Linked DNA regions of Homo sapiens: region 1 is linked to region 2. A link is a loop called in an ENCODE intact Hi-C map of the cell type or tissue named here. Cell type or tissue: gastrocnemius medialis. All regions are shown on one strand. Links, peaks and the distances in the headings refer to the core of each region. The heading gives the core; the rest is flanking DNA. Region 1 overlaps GPX7 (glutathione peroxidase 7). Region 2 has its middle 19 kb from the start of COA7.

What was found. Hi-C counts contacts between places; a loop is a spot of excess contacts. Peaks named below come from ENCODE experiments on the same cell type or tissue, not always from the same donor. Only the 100,000 strongest peaks of a DNase experiment are listed, where the experiment ranks them.
Region 1: it touches region 2 in a loop (8-fold over the local background); 12 of 110 quality-filtered maps call a loop at or near these places.

Annotation. Positions count from the first base shown.
Region 1 is chr1:52,602,805-52,611,351 of GRCh38, reverse strand. It overlaps GPX7 (glutathione peroxidase 7), which reads right to left. Exons shown (of 3, transcript NM_015696.5): 2 at 4,407-4,668; 3 at 2,301-3,090. The coding sequence ends at 2,927. Among named protein-coding and RNA genes, the nearest start is that of GPX7, 4.7 kb to the right of the region's middle. In gastrocnemius medialis, for the core only: no CTCF peak of the experiment used is centred there; DNase peaks (open chromatin) are centred at 7,021 and 7,471; H3K4me3 peaks cover 719 bases; H3K27ac peaks cover 2,500 bases.
Region 2 is chr1:52,675,394-52,682,302 of GRCh38, reverse strand. No RefSeq gene overlaps it. Among named protein-coding and RNA genes, the nearest start is that of COA7, 19 kb to the left of the region's middle. In gastrocnemius medialis, for the core only: no CTCF peak of the experiment used is centred there; a DNase peak (open chromatin) is centred at 5,622; H3K27ac peaks cover 2,500 bases.

The DNA of each region.
Region 1 (8,547 bases), core at 6,048-8,547, 73 kb after region 2:
TATTTTTCCCTCTCTCTTTCCCTCCCACTTAACATTGTAAATTTTTTAAAAATTTGGGACAGGGTCCACTCCCATTGCCCAGGCTGGAGTACAGTGGCGCAAACACGGCTCACTGCAGCCTCAACCTCCTGGGCTCAAACAATCCTCCTGCCTCAGCCTCCTGAGTAGCTGGGACTACAGGTGTGAGTGACCACGCCTGGCTAATTTTTAAATTTTTTTGCAGAGACACGGTCTTGCCATGTTGCCCAGACTGGTCTTGAACTCCTGGGCTCAAGCAATCCTCCCACCTCTGCCTCCCAAAGTGCTGGGATTACAGGCGTGAGCCACCTAATGCACCCAGCAACATTGTACATTTTTAATAAAAACATTACACTTGTTCATACTGGTTTTTCTGGGTATGTGAATGTGTTCATTCTGTTTTACAACTTATCATTTTTTCACTTTTGGACAACTTTCTATGGTAGCATATGGAGACTTCATTCATTCATTTTAATAACCATATTAGTTTATAATTTGAGGCAAGGTCTCCTCTGTCACCCAGGCTGAGTGCAGTGGCATGGTTACGGTTCGCTGCAGCCTTGACCTCCCAGGCTCTAGCAATTCTCTCACCTCAGCCTCCTGATAGCTGGGACTACAGGCATGCACTGCCATGGCCAGCTAATATTTTTTTGTAGAGGTGGGGTCCCACTATGTTGCATGGTGGCGTGTGCCTGCAGTCCTAGTTACTCAGGAGGCTAAGGATGCAGTAAGCTACGATCGAGCCACTCTTCTTCAGCCTGGGCAACAGAGTGTGACCCTGTCTCAAAACAAAAAGCAAAAACAAAAGGTATGAGCATTTTGTTTTAAAAGATATTGCCAAATCACCCTCCAAACACTTGTGCCAGTTTATCGTACCACAGTTTATGTGAATGCCCATTTCCTCACATCCCTGCCAACCAGGGGTATTATCATTAAAAAAATATCTTTCGGCCGGGAATAGTGGCTCACGCCTGTAATCCCAGCACTTTGGGAGGCCGAGGCGGGCGGATCACTGGGTCAGGAGATTGAGACCATCCTGGCTAACATGATGAAACCCCGCCTCTACTAAAAATACAAAAAAAAAAAAATTAGCTGAGCGTGGTGGTGGGCGCCTGTAGTCCCAGCTACTCGGGAGGCTGAGGCAGAATGGCGTGAACTTGGGAGGCAGAGCTTGCAGTGAGCCGAGACTGTGCCACTGCACTCCAGCCTGGGTGACAGAGCTAGACTCCATCACAAAAACAAAACAAACAAACAAAAAACTTTCCAACTTCAATGAGGCTGGACATCTTTTTGTATCCTTATTACGCATCTATAGTCTTCCGTGAACTATCTATTCATCTCCTTTGCCTATTTGTTATTGAGGTGTACTTTTGGCTAGTGGATTACTCAGTGAATTTTTTTTTTTTTTGAGACAGAGTCTCTCTCTGCTGCCCAGGCTAGAATGCAGTGGCGTTATCTCCGCTCACAGCAACCTCTGCCTCCCGGATTCAAGCGATTCTCCTGCCTCAGCCTCCAGAGTAGCTGGGATTACAGGCACCTGCCATCATGCCCGACTAATTTTTATATTTTTGTAGAGACGGGGTTTCACCATGTTGGCCAGGCTGGTCTCAAACTCCTGACCTCAGGTGATCCACCCGCCTCAGCCTCCCAAAGTGCTGGGATTACAGGCATGAGCCACTGTGCCCGGTCATGCCAGGCTAATTTTTGTATTTTTATTTTTTTATTTTTATTATTATTATTATTATTGAGACGGAGTCTTGCTCTGTCGCCCAGGCTAGAGTGCACAGGCTGGAGTGCAGTGGCACGATCTCTGCTCACTGCAAGCTCCGCCTCCCGGGTTCACACCATTCTCCTGCCTCAGCCTCCAGAGTAGCTGGGACTACAAGCGCCCGCCACCACGCCCGGCTAATTTTTTGTATTTTTAGTAGAGACGGGGTTTCACCGTATTAGCGAGGTTGGTCTCGATCTCCTGACCTCGTGATCCGCCCGCCTTGGCCTCCCAAAGTGCTGGGATTACAAGCGTGAGCCACCGCGCCCAGCCTAATTTTTGTATTTTTAGTAGAGATGGGTTTTCACCATGTTGGCCAGGCTGGTCTCAAACTCTTGACCTCAGGTGATCCACCTACGTTGGCCTCCCAAAGTGCTGGGATGACAGGCGTGAGCTACCGTGCCCGGTCACTGAGTTCTTATTGGGCAATAATGATTGGCTTAACCAAAGGCCTGGCAGCCTTTGTACCAAACTGCTAACACTGTTTACCTCTAGGGAGGGAGACTATGGAAAATGAGGAGGATACTTTCATTTTTATTTTATATCGTGAGGTATTGTTTGGATTGTTACAATGAACTTGCATTTCTTTTGTAATGAAGAAAATAATACAGAGGAAATAACAACAACTAAACCTTTGGCCTGGATTATCATCGGCTGGAAATTCATGTTGGATGCAAGTTTTTATTGATAACAAGTTATTTTTTGGTTTATATGCAAAAAATGTTCATTGAATGCCTCCTATTTGGCTGGCACTGCCTAGGCACTTTCACAGGTATTTCATCCTAATCCTCACAACAGCCCTATGAGGTAATCATTGGTCCCAGTTTACAGAAGCCTTGGGTGGGAGATTATTGCTTGATATACTTCTATTTGCCACACATTTTTGTTGGCAAGACGTTCGTATCGGCTGGTGATTCACTGGTCAAGAGCTCTCATTGGCCAGGAGTTCCTATTTGTTGCTGTAAGATTCAAATAATCAAAATACTAGAATTTTTCCCCCACAAGAATGATGGGACCAATGGCATAAGAGTAAAGGAAGGAGAGTCAGTGGGTCTCTCCCTTTGAAGCACCATTTGAGTTTGCATTGGTCAGCCCCACACAGGTGGGCGGGATGAGGTGGTGGAGGAGGAGACGCGGTGGTTATAAGTCTTCTCGCTTCAGTAGGATGAGCTTCCTCACGAGCGCTGTGATCTGGGGTCTGACCTCCTCCACTGACACAGTTGGGTCCCAAGCCCCTACCACCTTTCCATCTGGGGCTACTAGGTACTTCCAGAAGTTCCAGGTGGGCTCCTTCCCAGAAGTCTCTAGAGAAAAAGGAAGGAGAGCAAAGCGTGCTACCCTGCGTACCCTCTCCTGGGACTTCACTCTCAGTGTCCATCTTTCCCTGGTGGCAGCTAATCCTGATGCCCAGTCCACACCCCAGACCACTCCAACCAGAATCTCTGAGGGTGAGGCTCAGGCATCAGCATTTTTCAAAAGCCCCCTGGGAGATTCCAAAGTGGGGCCGAGGTTGAGAACGACTGCTGTAGGATTCTGTGACGTGCTTGATAAAGTGGTATCAAATCCTCCTTTATTAATGACTTCGAACTACTGAATAGTCTACACCCTATTCTCTAGTTCAGTTTTAATGGTTTCCAAATGTTAGTCCATGGACTGGTTTCATCAGAATCACTGGGGGTCAGGGGAGTGCTTAAAATAAAGATTCTTGGGCCCTGCTTCAGTAGGTCTCAGCCTTGTGCATTTTTAAGAGCTCCCCAGGTGCTTCTAAAAGCAAGGCCGGGTTTGATCTATAACTGTGAGAACTGGGAAGGAACTAATAAAAGAACACAGAGAAAAAAATCAACATTAGGACTGAGCCACAGAGCAAAACACAAACCTGCCGCAGTAAGGGACCTTTTGTTTGCTGCACTCTTGCTTCTCATTTACTCCTCCAGGTGAATGGGTTGCAGGGTGGGGTGGTGGCAAGGGATACAAAGGCCACCAGAAGCACGGAATCAGAAAAGGCAAAAATGGGGCCTCCAGAGGAGAAGGCCTGAGGGAAGAAATGGTCAGAATGGCAAGCTTAGCCCATGAGCCCATTCTGTGGCTCTGAGGCTTCTGCAGCTGGAGAAGGGATCTTGTTCTCAAATACTAAGATCTGGTATTTTAGCTTAGAAGGTCTCCCTCCATGGCCTACAGACTCCGCCACTGACTCAGGGTGAAGATGCCTGTCTACTATCTTGGTCAGCTTTCTCCAAGCAGGTGGCCTCCCCTGTCTATGCCTTGGTTTCTCCATCATATGTCCATAAACTCATCTAGTTCACACTGACTTAAATGTCTCCTTCTAGGAGCCCCTGAATGTGAAAACAGGATCCCAGAAAAGTCCAAAAGAGTGACTTCTGAGGGACAAGTGAGAGGCAGCAGGTATGGAGATATTCTTAGGCAGGAATACCCCTCAGCTTCTACCTGCCTCCACTCTCCTCAAAGATTAGTGCTGGAACAAAGCATCAGTCCACCTGAGATGATCAGGAAGGGGAAGGGGCCCCAGGTCACCCAACCAGCCAGTGGCTTCTGCTGCCCAGGGAGCCATGGCCTCAGCCAGCTAAGGGAGGTGTGAGGGGATGAAGAGACCAGGACTTACGGGCCAGGTACTTGAAGGCAGGATGGGCACCAGTACCGGTGACTGCAATCTTGCTAAACATGGGGAATGAGACACTGTAGGTGCGGCGGGCAAAGCTCTCAATCTCCTTGTTGCTGTCAGGCTCCTGTTGGCCAAACTGGTTGCAGGGGAAGGCGAGCACGTTAAAGTGGTGGGGGCCCAGGTCTCGCTGCAGCTGCTGCAGGGCTCGGTAGTGCTGGTCTGTGAAGCCGCACTCGCTGGCCACATTCACCACCAGGGACACCTGTATGACAGAAACAAAACAAAACAAAGCCCAGACAAGCCAGTGAAGAGGCATGAACCTGTACATGCCCTGACACATCCACATATGTGACTCCCTCAACAGTTAATACTGCCTCACACATACAAGAACACTGTGTACACATATGTAAATGTGTGTCCAGTGCTCTCACACATACACAAACACATGCACACAGACAGGCACATATGAAATCAAACATTCAGGAGCTTACAGATGTGTGCACACATACATGAACATCTGTGAACATAAGTATACAACATACATAAATAGGTATGCACATGCACCACGATACAAACATGTTAGCAAACACCACACATGCCCACACACACAGCACATCCACAGACTGGGGCACACATACTGGTGAGCACATACTGAGAACTGATAAGAGGGGGTACAAAGGGAGACCTGGGCTCAATTTTTGGCTCAGTCAGCTAGCACTCGCCACTCTGCACTGTGTCAGTCTCCCTTCTAGAATGTGAACCTACTGAGGGCAGGAGCTATGTCCACTTCATCTCTGGGCCTGGCATATGAAAAAGTCTCAGTAAGTTTCAGATGAATGAGTAAGTGTGCACACAAACACAAACGCCTGCATGGGAACATAGACACAGGTTTTCTTGAGAAAAGAACCCTCATAACTCCAGGGCAATCACCTTTTTGTCCCCCTCCTCTCCAGAGAACTAACACCACTTTTGTTGTTGTTGCTGCTGGAGCAATGGCATAATCATAACAGGACATCCCCCCAACCGTTTGCAGTCTCAAACTTCTGAGCTGAAGTGATCCTCCCACCTCAGCCTCTCAAATAGCTAGGACTACAGGCACGTGCCATCACACCTGGCTAATTTTTTAATTTTTACTTTTGGTAGAGACAGTTCTCGCCATGTTGTCCAGGCTGGACTCAAAAACTCTTAGCCTCAGGCAATCCTACCAGCTAAGCCTCTCAAAGTGCTAGGATTACAGTCATGAACCACCATGCCCAGCCTACCACTTTCTTTTATCATTAGACTAATCCTTAAATTTATTAAAGCCTTTAGGCAATAAATACAAAGCTGGCTAATGGAACTTGATTATAAGACTTTGATTAGAATTTTGGCTCAAATGCTATGTTTTTAGCTTCTAGGTATATATTATTAATGGATTTAAAACCCTAGCCGGTGCCTAGGCAGCCTAGCCCTATCCTCCATAATTGACATTTGGGTCAGATAATTCTTTGTTGTCGGGGGGATGTCCTGTTTATTTATTATCAGATGTTTGGCAGCATCCCTGGCCTCTACCCACTAGATGCCCAGTCTTGACAATCAACAATGTCTCCAGACATTGCCAATTGTGCCCTAAAGGGAATAATCACTCCTAGTTGAGAACTACTGGGCTAGATGATTGAACCACTGAGCTGTACCTCCTGTACCCTACCTCCACCAGGTGAGAAAGGACCCATGCCTGGGGCCACTGGCTATTAGAACAACCTCCTCAATTTGAGGTCAGCATACACCATACTGTGCCTGGAATGGTGAGAAACTGGGACTGTTAACTCCCTTCCTCAGTTAGGGTTCTTCCTTTTTTTCCCCCTGCTGGATCCCTGGGCAATGAGAACATTAAAGCTTTTTTTTTTTTTTTTTTTTTTTTAAAGACAGAGTCTTGCTCTGTTACCAAGGCTGGAGTGCAGTGGCGCGATCTTGGCTCACTGCAACCTCCACCTCCCGGGTTCAAGCAATTCTCCTGCCTCAGCCTCCTGAGTAGCTGGGATTACAGGCACACGCCACCATGCCCAGCTAATTTTTGTATTTTTTAAGTACAGACGGAGTTTCACCATGTTGGCCAGGCTAGCCTCGAACTCCTCACCTTGTGATCCACCCGCCTCAGCCTCCTGAAGTGCTGGGATTACAGGCGTGAGCCACTGCGTCCGGCCAAAGCTTGCTTATTTTTAACTCACAACTTGCATGTCTGCCCGCTCTTTTGGAAGGGGGAAAATCTGGCTTCTAGTTCCATCCCTGAAACCAAAAAGCTTGGTCCTTAGAAACCAAAACACAGACAGACACACCCAAGTACACACAGTTAATTTACATATGTACATATACAAGCACAGACACAGACTCAGATTTGTACACAGAAGAAGTAAACCATTCACAAAGGCACACACTACACATAACCCCACACATTCCCAAGTGGTCACCCATTCATCCATACTGGTCTAAATGACTATGGTCCCAATTAGCCTGAGGGCATCAACCATGTCAATCTTGCTCATGACTATGTCATCAGAGCTGGACCCAGTGTCAGACATGTAGTAGGAGCCAGTAAATGTTTGCAGGTGAAGGAATGAGCATATTGCCCAAGCAGCAAGCCTAGCCTGGGTTAACTCAGCACCAATTACAGCTTTTCTGGACTCCCTGTTCCCTGGTTTACTGCTGAACTTGGCAACTAAGAGCATAGACTCTGGAGCTGGACTGTCTGGGTTCAAATTCTTACTGTCTTACTAGCTGTGTGACCTTGTTCTATTTTTGTCTTAGCACTTACTACTACTAGGAATTACCTCGTGCATTTCTCAGTTCCTTGTTTATTGTCTTTCTTCTCCTTACCCCATGTAAGCTCCATTTAGTGGAAATGTATCTGTTTTGTTCACCACTGTATCCCCAGGGCCTGACCTAGTATCTAGTTAGTATACAGTAGGTGTTCAATAATGAACAACGAATTAATAAGTAGCAGAGCTGGTCAGACGCTAAACCTGGGGCTCTCTGGTGAGCTGCCCTAGAGAGAACAGGAGGCCTGAATTGGAGCGGGCCCTGTTCTTGGTTCTTTGCCCAGAGTTCTAAATGAAGTTCCTGCTGGGATCCACCAAACACAGGTGCAAAGCACTCTACAGTTTACTAAGTGCATCCACGCCTTCATCTGATTTGAAACTCACGACACTCTGGGGGACAATCAAGCAGGGATTACTGTCCCCAAGACTCCCAGCATAATCGAAAATTTCAAGGCTTATAGAGTACTGGTCTTCACTAAAGATGGTGTTGCTCCCAGGAGAAAAATGTTGACATCTATTTTTGTGTGGTTCATCCAAAACTGGACGCTGGCCCACCTGTTCATTAGATTTCAACTCCCCAGCCATTTCACACCAGTCCCCAGGTCCATCCTGAAGAGGTCCACTCTGGGAGTTCTTCACTGCACATAATGTGACATGCAGGCCTCTCAATGTAGTGTTCAAGGTCCCGCCTGCTCCCTTGCCAGTCGTTTCAGCCTCATCTTCCACCACTCGTAGCCTCCAGCTTTAGACTCTTTGAAGCACAACAGCTGGAACTCCTGGCCCCGCGCCCCCCCACCCCCTTCTTGCTGTTTGCTTCTTAGTCTTGCTAAAATCCACTCGTATTCAAAGACTCAACCCAGATACCCTTCCTCTCCGAAGTCTTCTCTGAGCTTAGATTCCCTCTTGGTAATGAGGGGGCAATTAGCCTGGATGACTCTTATGTGTGCCCCTGAGCTGCCATCTAAGGACTTGGCCTAGAGAGGACCCCGGATGTGGCGGTGGGGTTCTCTTCCAGGCCCCGTCTTTCTAGTGTAGTGTGACCTTGTGCGAATGCCTGCCCTCTCTGGGCCTTTGTGCCCTCTCCCAGGGATGATCCGTGTGAGGTCTCCGTGCATCTGAAATAACTCTCTCTCTGCCCTGCACATTGATCTCCACAGTGTTCTTCACTGGACTCCGAATCAGCCACTCCCCGTTCCAGATGCAGAAAATGAGGACGGGAGAGGGAAAGGCCGCACGATGCTACGGTTACTTTTTTCACCCGTGAATGGCAAAGGCTGGGCAGTGGTGCCCGGCCTCCCGGCGAAGGTCTGGACCCCGCTGCCCAAAGGTGCCGGTAGCGAAGTGGG
Region 2 (6,909 bases), core at 4,410-6,909:
TTTTGAGATAGGGTCTCTCTGTGTCACCTAGGCTGGAGTGCAGTGGTGCAATCATAGCTCACTGCAGCCTCAACCTCCTGGGCTCAGGTGATCCTCCTACCTCAGTCTCCCAAGTAGCTAGGGACTACATGTGCGTGACACCATGCCCAGTTAGTTTTCATGTTTTTTGTAGATATGGGGTCTCGCTGTGTTGCCCAGGCTGGTCTCAAACTCCTGGGCTCAAGCGATCCTCCTGCCTCAGCCTCCCAACATGCTAGGATTACAGACATGAGCCACTTGCCCCACTGGGTTTTGTAATTTTGAAGAACTAAGTTTGATTTTTGGGTGGCAGATGTACTGGATTTTTTTTTTGAGATGGAACTTCACTCTTGTTGCCCAGGCTGGAGTGCAATGGCATGATCTCAGCTCACCGCAACCTCCGCCTCCCGGGTGCAAGCAATTCTCCTGCCTCAGCCTCCTGAGTAGCTGGGATTACAGGCATGTGCTACCACACCCGGCTAATTTTGTATTTTTAGTAGAGACAGGGTTTCTCCATGTTGGCCAGGCTGGTCTCGAACTCCCGACCTCAGATGATCCACCTGTCTCGGCCTCCCAAAGTGCTGGGATTACAGGCGTGAGCCACTACACCCAGCCTTTTTTTTTTTTTTTATGGACGAGTTCCTACCTGGGACTTCTGGTACTTGCCTTCCTGAGTCACATACTTAGTGGGGCAGGGAACAATAGAGTGAGCATTAACTGTGTCAAAATGTTATATTTCCCTAAAGTTATTAAAATGCAAAGAATAATAATTTACTGTTCAGAATGGTCCAAGGCCATTTCATACCCAGGCTACTGTGGGAAGCAGTAGGTTGGTAAGAGCCAGCATGGATAAGTTTCTCACTTTAATGCAGCCTTTGAGGCAAGGTTTGAAAATCGCTTTTCAGACTCTGGTCACAGCAAGCAGTATCATTACTGTGTCTTCTAGCCAGCAGGCATTGGATCATCATTAACAACTATTTCCTACGTTTTTCCTCCATGCTAGGCTTGGGCTGGATACAGGACATTCAGAGCTGGCCTGATGGTCTGTCTAATGGGAAAGACGGTTCATAATTGACTCTGGCGGTTTGTGTTCTCACTAAAATCTTTTTTTTTTTTTTTGAGACACAGTCTCACTCTGTTGCCCAGGCTGGAGTGCAGTGGTGCGATCTTGGCTCACTGCAACCTCTGCCTCCCGGGTTTGAGAGATTCTCCTGCCTCAGGCTCCTGAGTAGCTGGGATTACAGGCCACCACGCCCAGCTAATTTTTGTATTTTTTAGTAGAGATGGGTTTCACCATTTCACTATGTTGGCCAGGCTGGTCTTGAACTTCCAACCTCAGATGATCTGCCTGCCTCTCCCTCCCAAAGTGCTGGGATTACAGGCGTGAACCGCTCTGCCCGGCCAATGCTCTCACTAAAATCTGACAGTATGGTGCTCAGTACTGTGAGGAAGGAAAGGAAGAGTCCCAGAGAGGGAAGGGAAAACCTGAGGGTATAGAGATTTGGCTTTTATCTTGTGGGTAATGCAGAGTCACGAAAGGGTTTTGATCAGGTTTGGAAATTAGAAAGATCATCCCCAGTGCAGAAAATGAATCACGGGGGAAAGACTGGAGGCAGGAAGACCAATGAGGAGATGGCTGCAGATGTCAAGGTGAGACATGGTGGGGCCTGAGCTAAGGCCTGTCAAGCAAGGAAGGGAGCACAGGTGAGAGGCCAGACAGCTGAATAAGCAAAATTGAGCCATGCGGGGGTGGGAAGAAGGTGGGGTTGAGCATGAGGTTGAAAAATATAAACCAAAACAGGTTTAGCTTGGGCATCTAGGTGGACAGTGGAGCTATTCATATTGATTTGGAGCCTGTGGTGTGGGGATGGGGACAAGAACTCTGAACTGTTGGGTGATTTTTTAAGTTTTATAAATAAATAGCATTTTTATTTGTTTTATGAAGTTGCTTGAAAAATTGTATGAAGGGCAGCGTGGCAGAGGGAAAATGCCTAGACTTCAGATCCTACAGATGTGGACAATTCTGGATTAGTCAAAGGCAGAATACGCATGTATATTTAGGACACCTAACAAAGAATGAGAAATATATACATTTAAAAATAGTAATGTTATATTCCTTTTTTTTTTTTTTTTTGAGACAGAGTCTCGCTCTGTCACCCAGGCTGGAGTGCAGTGGCTCGATCTTGGCTCACTGCAAGCTGCAAGCTCCGCCTCCCATTCTCCTGCCTCAGCCTCCCGAGTAGCTGGGACTACAGGCTCCCGCTACCATGCCTGGCTAATTTTTTGTATTTTTTTTTAGTGGAGATGGGGTTTCACCGTGTTAGCCAGGATGGTCTCGATCTCCTGACCTCGTGATCTGCCTGCCTCAGCCTCCCAAAGTGCTGGGATTACAGGCGTGAGCCACCGCTCTTGGCCTACATTTCTTTTAAAGCATCAAGTAATCACTTTGTGGGGGGAATGAAGACTTTTTTGGGTTCTTTATGTTCATTTTGCAGTTTAGATCTCTTTTATTGTGAATTCTATATTAGGGTTGGTGGGGGCGGGGTGTACCAGACTATTTTCAGTTCTTAGGTCTAAAGGTCTTAGCCTGGGTTCTGACCTGAGTTTTGCTTTTTATTGGCTGTGTGACCTTAGACAAGTTACTCTACCCTCTTTTCGGATTTTGTCACCTCTCAGGTGGGGATAACAATGTCTTCTAGTAGGGTTGTTAGGAGGAGTAAATAGTAACTCTTATCGTAGAATGATAAATGCTGATTTAAAAAGACTTTTGTGGAATGAAATCTTACAATTAGATAATTGTCTTTTTTCTGAGTGGTATTGTTACCTTGTGAGGGAGTCTAGCTTTTAAAACAGCCTGCCTTTGCTGCCATTCTTTGAATATCCAGGGAGCTGACGGTGAGGCTCTCCAGGGGTACTGATGGCACAAAACAGCTGCAGGGGGCATGCCTGGGGCAGGGGAAAAGTAGGGGGCTGCCCCTACTTTTTCCCTTCTCCACTGCCTGAGCACAGAGTCACTGAGAAGACTTGCACCTGCTGGGGGCCCAGAGTGGAAACTATTCCCAGCTGGTGCCCCTCCCCAGGCTTGAGGAATGGTGATTGTATTACAGTTTATAAATCAGGCCTCCCCACTGTCTAAAGGGGAAAGGCCAAAATTCTTTGCCCAGTGTGTCTCCCCACTCCCATGAGATGATCCCTGCCTCCATATTTAGCCCCATCTTATTCCTAACTCAGGCATCTTTGCATCAGGGAACTGCTTGTGGTCTCTGCACCACCTGCCCCACCCCCAAAATATCCCTATCTCTCTCTCTCTCTCACACACACACACACACACACAGAGAGAAATTAAGTGGTGATGGATGCGTTCATTAATTTGACTATAGTAATCAGTACACAATGTATATCAAATCATCACACTGTATACCTTGAATATATACACTTTTTGTTTATCCATTAAATATTTTAAAAGAAAAAGTAACAACAAAATACCCAGGCTGTTTCTTACAGCCAAGCTTTTGCTGATGTCTGGGTCCACCAAGACCTACGGAATGAAAATCTGGATTTTAAATAAGAAAACCACGGGAAATTCTTATTCATACTAAAATGGGCAGCCCACTCAAGTGGTGTAAAGCCGCAGCTCCTTAGCTTGTCACTACAACCCCTCTGCAGTCTGGTCTCCACACCTTCAGCTCTTTACAATTCCTAATAGTCCTTTAAAACTTAGCCCACATGTCACCTCCTCCAGGAAGTCATCCTGGACCCTCAAGTTCCGTGGTCTTCTGATAGTCCTTGTGCTTCTCTCAGTTCTTTCTTTCCTTTTTTAAAATTTAGTGGGTTTTTTTGTTTTTGTTTTTTTTTTGAGACAGAGTCTCACTCTGTTGCCCAGGCTAGAGTGCAATGGCATGATCTCGGCTCACTGCAACCTCTGCCTCTCAAGTTCAAGCGATTCTCCTGCCTCAGCCCCCCAAGTAGGTGGGATTACAGGCACCTGGCATCCTGCCTAATTTTTGTATTTTTAGTAGAGATGGGCTTTTGCCATGTTGGCCTGTTGGCCAGGCTGGTCTCGAACTCCTGGCCTCAAGTGATCCATCTGCCTTGGCCCCCCAAAGTGCTGGGATTACAGGCGTGAGCCACTTCGTCCAGGCTTAATTTGATTTTTTAAAAACAGAGACAAGTTCTCACTATGTTGCCCAGGTTGGTCTCAAACTTCTGAACTCAAGCGATCCACCTGCCTCAGCCTCCCAAAATGATGGCACTACTATGCCCAGCCTGTCTCTGTCCTTTTCACATGGTTTGGGACAGGCTGTTAAGTGCCTGTCCCAATAGATTATGTCCTAATAGATTATGTCTCATTTCTATTCCCTGTGCCTAGCTCAGGATCTGGTACAGATGAGATACATAATAAATCTTTATTGAAGGAAAGGGAAGGGAAGGGAAACTCTCAGAGACAAATGCTATCTTCCAGTAGATCAACTGAGCATTGAAAAGGTAGCGTTTTGGAAAAGAATCTGGATTTAAATAATTTCTCTGCAAATGTGTTATGTTTCCTCTATGAGCCTCATTTTCCTCATCTCTAGAGTAAGGATAATGTTTACTTTTCAGGGTTAGTGTAAGGGTTAAAGGGTTTAATGAGATAAAGTAAGTGCAGTGCCTGGCTCGATGCCTGGCACATTCTAAATTGTGTAATAGCTCACTGGAGGGCTATCTTTCGGAAGCAGAACTAGGCTTGTTCTGTACAGCTCCAGAGAGCAGAACTAGGCCCAATGGATGGAAGCTGCTAGGAGACAGAACTCAGTTCATCGACATCTGAGTGGAAGAAAGCATTTTCTACTTGGCAGAATGAGAAGCTCTGGGAGGAGGTGAACTTCCTATTACAGGGATATGCAAGAAGAGAGGAGATGCTCGCCTGTCAGGGCTGATGCAGAGGGGACTAACTCTATATGAGATTTGGGTGGAGTGAGTATGCAAAACCTGAAAGATGGGAGCCAGATAAGGCATTTCCATTCAGTGCCCTCCATAATTCATTATTCATATGGTCAACACTGAGGGCTTCCTCTAGGCTGGGTGGCCCTAGGTTGGGCGCTGGGGATGCAGGGCTGGATTTGACAGAGTCTTTATCATTTAGGAAATTACAGTCTAAATTTTGATCATTTATTGAGCAACTACTTTGTACCAGATGCTCTAATCATCTCAGGAAACTTTCATTCTCACTGTTTTTCAAATAAACTGAGGCTCAGCCAAAGTGGCTTACAGAAAGACTCACAGACCAATGAGTATTGCAGCCGGGATTAGAACTTAGTCCTGCTTGTCTCCTAAACCCTCTTCATATGACTCAAGGCTGCCTCACATCCTGATGTTGGAAACACTTTGCAGTCTCAGGGAGACCCTCAAACAGCACCCGAGGACCTTTTGGGTACCAAGTAGATGCTGATGAACAGGAGCTAAAAGGCTAAGGTCAGCTGCAGGAGGACATGGACTCCCTGTAGCACGCTCTGTGCCCAAGTTCCCTCCAGCTGGGGCCATGCGGAGAGTCCAGGAGAACTTGCTGAGGTCAGACTTCACTGCTCACATGACCAGCCAAGCTGCCTGGGCCAGGGCTCCCTGAGGGAACTTGAAACCCGGCTGGGTTCCATCAGCTCCAAGAATAGCAGCTGACCCTACTCTCCCCAAGATGACGGTGTCCGATCAGGTTCCAGGAGGCCCCAGTGGACTCCAGACATCAGTGGCATCAAGCTTTGACCTTGAAGCTGCCCTGGGGTGGTGTAATAACAGCAACATTCATTAACTGCCCACTGTGTGCAGGGCGCCTCCTGAAGTGGGGAACATCCTGTAAGGGAGGTCTAAGTATGGAACCCATTTTACAGGTGAGGAAATTGGGGCTCAGAGATACTGAGAACTTACCCAAAGTCACAGTGAATATGCGGCAGAGCTGGGTTGGAGCCTGGGCTCCCTCTGCCAGTGACCCTGCTTCTGTGAGGAGAGAAGAGCACTCTCAAGACCTCAGAAGACTCCTGGGCAGAGGAGACAAATCCCATCAGCTTCTAAAGGAATGAAGGCAGGGTGCAGTGGCTCACATCTGCAATCCCAGCACTTTGGGAGCTGGGAGTCTGAGGCAAGAGGATCGCTTGAGCCCAGGAGTTCAAGACCAGCCTGAGCAACATAGTGAGACTTCATCTTTACAAAAAAACAAAAACCAAACAAACAAACAAAAAACAAATAAAGAAACTGAAATTAGCCAGGCATGGTGGTGTGCACTTGTAGTCCTGGCTACTTGGGAGGCTGAGGATCAGTAGAATCATTAGAATCCAGGAGTTCAAGGCTGCAGTGAGCCGAGGTTGTGCCAGTGCACTCCAGCCTAGGTGTCAAAGTGAGACCCTGTCTCTAATAAATAAATGAATAAAAAAAAAGTCGCAGGCCAGGCGCAGTGGCTCAGGCCTGTAATCCCAGTACTTTGGGAGGCTGAGGTGGGTGGATCACCTGAGGTCAGGAGTTCGAGACCAGCCTGGCCAACATGGCAAAACCTCATCTCTACTAAAAATACAAAAATTAGCCAGGCACGGTGGTGGGTGCCTGTGATCGCAGCTACTCGGGAGGCTGAGGCAGGAGAATCGCTTGAACTTGGGAGGCGGAGGTTGCAGTGAGGGGAGATCACACCATTGCACTCCAGCCTGGGAGACAAGAGTGAAACTCTGTATCAAGATTTGAGAGCATCAAATCTTGTGTTTCTAAGAGACACATGAGAGTGTCCTCAGGAAGGCAATGGAAGGTCCCAACTCTTAGTCTGGTGTTTGTACCACTAATCCACCAAACCTAGAGGGCTGCCTCTGACAAAAGGGGCCCGAGAGACGGTGGACAGCCTGAATCTTATAGCCAGTGAGGTTCAAGGCAGACTTA